Linked DNA regions of Mus musculus: region 2 is linked to region 1. The links are chromatin loops, found by intact Hi-C in ENCODE. Cell type or tissue: left cerebral cortex. All regions are shown on one strand.

Region 1 (2,500 bases):
ATACAATGCCCACTGGCTCAGAAAGTCCCAGGACAGCCAAACACTAGGCACGCTATGAACTGAATCCGGAGGTGCCAGCACCCCCCTCGAGGGGCACCCCACAAGCTCCACCTGGAAGGGTCCATGCAACCTGTAGGAGCAGGAACAAGAAATGGAACCACCCCCCCTATCTGGAATCAGAAAGAAATATCCTGCCGCGAGGTCCCCTCTACCACTTGCTGTTCCGGATCGGGTCAGAGGGCAACATGTCCTGTGAAAACCCAAAAGCCATGATTCGAGTAAGTCAGTCAAATTCTTCTTGGTCAGCTGCCACCAGCCTCCTCGGTTAAGGTCCATTCTTCTCCAGAGGCCTGGGAAAGTGGAGAGGGCCCAAAACGTCCTGCCCTGCACTGTATTTAAAAGTTCCCTTTGCCCTTAGGTGCTTGCTCAAAGTATTGAAAGCATTGAGCACAGAGCATGCAACTGGTCTGTTTTTGTTTTTTTAAGCGAAAAGAGTCTCCAGGGAACTTTCCCTTTAGTAAAGAAACTAAGAACTGATCCGAGTTAGGGAAAAGGAAGGGGGCGGGGTGGGGGTGGGGTGGGGAGGCCTGTAAGGAAAACTTCTAGCCGATCCTGCAGGTCAGAGGGAAGCCTTTAAGTTTTAGGGCTTCAAGAGCAAGGCTGTAGGCTAAGACCACCTCAACCAGGCTGCTCTCATAAAGGCCTCAGGCCAGTGGCCTGTGTAAGGGCCTGTGCTTGGGGGTTGCCTTTGCGTTCCAGTCCCAGATGCGCCGATAAATCAGTCAAGTGATTACTGAATGTAAACTCAGGTTACCTAAGTGTCCTCCGAGGAGTAATATTTCCCATCATATAAATCTCGACTACACTCGCCCTCCACATTAGCCGGGCGCGATCGCGCGTTCTACAGGACCAACAGGGCCCATGCCTCTATGGCCCAACGCCTCAGCCTCCTTCACCAGACCCACGGATCCCCGACGTGGGGCAGAATAAGAGGAGGAACCTCATGGAGTTAAGAGTTCTCCCCAAGTTCCACAGAGGTCTTACAGATCCGGGGAAAGCACCCTCTCTGGGGTCTAGAACCTTCTTTTAAAAGACAGAAGCCAACTTCTCCAGTGCCCAACACAATGTAACTAAAGCCTGTGGACCGTGTGTGAGTCGGTGCGTGAAGATATGTAAATGAAGTGTTGAGTGAGGACAAATGTGCAAGGGAGGTCGTGGTGTCACACGAGTGTGTGCACGAGGTCAGGAATGTATGAATTAGTATGAGAGTGTATGTCAGACCTCGAGTGAAAAGCTAGAGTTTCCTAGGGTCCCAGGTCTCTCCCTCAGACCTTCCTCAACCGGCCCCAGGACCTCTCTTCACGGGTGAGGCCGCTCTGACCAGCCTACAAAACATAGCCAAACCCATGCGCCCCTCCCACGCTGTATCTCGGCAACGCGGCGGTCCAGCAAGGCCCGCGTCCCGTGGAAGAAGGGAGGTGCTACCGGGTGACGGTAGCCAAGGTTCCCTTCCCCAAGGCCCTCCGGACCTCCCGGGGCTCGGGGCGTGGGGACTGCGGACCGTCCTGAGTGCCTTGATGCTGCTGTTGCTGTTCCCGGCAGGGCGGCGGCGGCTGGAGCGCGTTGCGGGTCCCGGCCGAGGGGCTGCGGGCACGCTGGAGACTCCGCCGAAAGGGAGGCCAGCGCGGGGCCCGTGTGTGTTATTGAATTACTTATTCATAGAAAAAAAAAGGGGGGGGGAGGGAGAAGAAGAAAAAAAAAGAAGTCACATGTCCGGGTCATACGTCTGCGGAGAAGTAGCAGAAGGAGGGAAAAATGAAAGCGAACAGAAGGCGAGGCGGTGGCGGCGGCGGCCGGGGACAGACACCCACCTGTATGAGTGCGCTTGTGGATCTTGAGGTTCTCGGAGCGCGCGAAGACCTTGCCGCAGCCCGGGAACGGGCAGGGGAAGGGCTTCTCGCCGGTGTGCACGCGGATGTGGTTGATGAGCTTGTACTTGGCCTTGAAGGGCTTGCCCTCGCGCGGACAGTCCTCCCAAAAGCAGACGTGGCTGCTCTGTTCCGGGCCGCCCACGTGCTCCACTGTGACGTGGTTCACCAGCTCGTGCATGGTGCCGAAAGTTTTGGAGCAGGGCTTGACGCCGCTGTCCGCGGACGCCGGCGGACCGGCCAGCTCCTCTGGGTCCAGCCACTTGCAGATGAGCTCCCGCTTGATTGGCTGCCGCATGTAGCGCAGGAAGGCCCCGGCCGCCCCCGGGAGGTGGGGGTGGTGCGGGTGCGGCGCGGGCGCCGGCGGTGGCGCCGGGGGCGGCGCGTGGTGTTGCAGGTGGGGCCCGGGCCCCGCGGCCGCTGCGGCCGCCGCTGCCGCAGCCAGGTTCAGGTTTAAGTTCACGGCTCCGTAGCCGTGCAGGGCGGCGGCCGCGGCGGCCGCCACCGCCCCATAGTGCGCGTCCCCTGAGCGCGGAGCGAAGGGTGGTTCGGCGCGGCCGTAAAGCTCGGCC
Region 2 (2,500 bases), 360 kb before region 1:
AGAGACATAACCATTTCCCATTATCAATGGGAAAAGCTATGCACCTTGTCGAAGAGTAATAATGCCGTAATAGTCTTCCTTAACACGACTGCTTTGCTTAACTAAGCCCCGGTATCTTCATTGCAACCTGCCATTGCTACTTTATATTTACTACCCTCTCTCATCTATCTCATTTCGACTTTCTGAAAGATATGTTTGTTGTGTGCACACTTCTCCCACACAAGAATGTCCCAGCATTTCCGATGCTTAGGAATTATTCTTGCAAATAACCTCTAAGAGCTGTTTAAAGATTTACGAACCGCTCTTTCCATTTGTTCCCTTACCCTGGCCCCAACTAGGTAACCCCTGAGCTCTGCCTCATCGACCAACTCGGTCTCCATCAGAAAGTACTTGGTTCATCAGTCCTGAGCGGACTGACGGGTATGAGGTGACAGAGGGCAGAGAAGAGGTGCGCCCGAGAAGCGCGGCGCTCTGGAGCGCCACGGTGGAACCTGGAACCCGACTGTGGGTGCCGGAAGCGCGCAGGCGGAAGTCACCCAGATCCCGGAACGCGGATCTCTTGGCCGCCCCGCCCGGAAAGAGCCCGCTGCGCTTGCGGCGCCGGCACTGAGCATGTGCGTGCGGCCCCGCGCATGCTCCGTGGAGGCCCGCTTCGGTTTCTGTCGCGGGGCCCGCGGTGTCTCCTAGCGTAACCGGAACTAGCCGTTGCGGGCCGGCCTTCTCTGCGCTCGGGCCTTGAGGTGATCTCCGAGCGCCCCGGACCCCTCCTTCCTCGCCGTCCCCCTCGGCTCGGCCGCTCGCCTCTCACAGCCGCCGGCATGAGCTCCAGGCCGCCAGCGTCGCCGCCAGCGCAAGGCTCCAGGTTGCTGCTGCTGTCGCTGCTCCTGCTAGGGACGGTCCCAGGCCCGCGCCCGGGAAGCGCCTTCTACCTGCCCGGCCTGGCGCCGGTCAACTTCTGCGCCGAAGAGAAGAGCAACGAGTGCAAGGTGGGGGAGGCCTGTCGGGCTGCGCGCCGCGGTGGGAGCGGGGTCTAGGAGCGGGGTCAAGGAGCGGGAAGGGGCGTAGCTGTGGGTGGGGTCGCATTTCGAGCCGCGACGGGACGGGGGCCTGCGGACCCCGGGTGGTCCCCGCGGGCTCGTCGCTGCAGCTCGGGGCGCTTTGCCCGGACCCCGGCGGCTTGCGGAGCGCCCTTGGACTGGCCTGCACGCAGGTACGCGGTGACCCGATGCCCACACGGGGCGCTCCCAGCCGAGCGACAACTTCCAGTAACTTAATTTCGTAGCTCACTGTTTTATTGCACTTTCCTAGAACTCCTGGTCATGACGGCTTATTCTCTCTAGGACTTTGATACCGAACTTCAAGAATACTAGTTGATCATTTAACCTGTGGATTGTGACGCATTCTAACCCTCCTTGAAAACCGCGTTAATAAAGACTAGTTGTAGTTAAGTTTAGTCCCTGGCCTTTAAATTTTTTTTTAAGCTATAAAATTTTTAAGAGACCCCCAAATGGGTTTCTCCGCGATGGCTTTAAACACTTAAAAAGCAGCAGAGAGCGGGAGAAAGAACCTGCCTTGAAAATGTTGGTTTCGTAGGCCATCCGCCCACACGTTTTTCAGTTTACCAGCTGAAAGCAGCTTTTAGGTATCAGGTGTAGAGCATCACAATACACCATTATTTCGTAAAGTTACTAAAACTTAACCATTTGGAGGATCCAGGGCCTCTCAGAAACCGTTAATTTTAATACTTCAAATAATGGTTAAGAAAACGTTTACACTTTTTATTTACTAAAATTTTAAGCTGGTGTTTATTTTATGACTCTTAGCTATACCACAGTTGTGAATTTTGAGGTTGTTTTAGAGTATTAGGGAGGCTATTAAAGTTTTCATGGCATTTTGCAGCTTCTCTTTAGGTTTGTGGGCTATCCTGTGTGGCGTTAACATGGTCACTACAGTTTTAGAAAGAAACAAACGTGTATCTATGACACGTAAGTCGTAGAGGGTTCAATAATGCCTACCAATCGGTAAGATTCACCCAGGCACACAGTCCATTAACTGTGGTACCCGGAAAAGCAGGAACTTCTGCCTCCTTCTAGAGAGTTCTGACCTAAAGTGAGATCCAGTCTTACAGGCACACTGAATTTTTCTGTTAAATATTTCAGAAGCCAACCTTTATAAACAAGTACTTGGTCTGTAAATGAACAGTGAATGTGTGTTGTATTCGTAATTTCTTAGAGAAATACATTCCTGGCTCCTCCATCAGCCACTGGAGAACAGAGGCTTATTAATAAAATCTGATGTTACGAAAGGTATGGTCCACATACCTAGAGAGCATAGATGAGGAAATGTTTGTGGATTAGAGTCTTCTGGAGAAGCAGCAGAGATGTGACACTGGACACGGACTTTAGAGAGAAGTGTGAGTGGATTTGTGGGTGATTTGTGTTGTCTCACAAGGTCTTTAAGTGTCCTTTTGAAGTTTCTGATCCTTTGAGGGTTTGACTTA

What was found. Hi-C counts contacts between places; a loop is a spot of excess contacts. Peaks named below come from ENCODE experiments on the same cell type or tissue, not always from the same donor. Only the 100,000 strongest peaks of a DNase experiment are listed, where the experiment ranks them.
Region 2: it touches region 1 in a loop (2.8-fold over the local background); 1 of 42 quality-filtered maps calls a loop at or near these places.

Annotation. Positions count from the first base shown.
Region 1 is chr14:122,462,021-122,464,520 of GRCm38, forward strand. It overlaps Zic5 (zinc finger protein of the cerebellum 5), which reads right to left. Exons shown (of 2, transcript NM_022987.3): 1 at 1,872-2,500. Among named protein-coding and RNA genes, the nearest start is that of Zic5, 2.4 kb to the right of the region's middle. In left cerebral cortex, no CTCF peak of the experiment used is centred here; DNase peaks (open chromatin) are centred at 1,463 and 2,130; H3K4me3 peaks cover 2,273 bases; H3K27ac peaks cover 1,840 bases.
Region 2 is chr14:122,106,450-122,108,949 of GRCm38, forward strand. Tm9sf2 (transmembrane 9 superfamily member 2) reads left to right here and starts at 633. Exons shown (of 17, transcript NM_080556.3): 1 at 633-986. The coding sequence starts at 819. It overlaps A330035P11Rik (RIKEN cDNA A330035P11 gene), which reads right to left and starts at 525. Exons shown (of 4, transcript NR_015586.3): 1 at 1-525. In left cerebral cortex, CTCF peaks have their summits at 433 and 1,227; a DNase peak (open chromatin) is centred at 590; H3K4me3 peaks cover 2,153 bases; H3K27ac peaks cover 1,286 bases.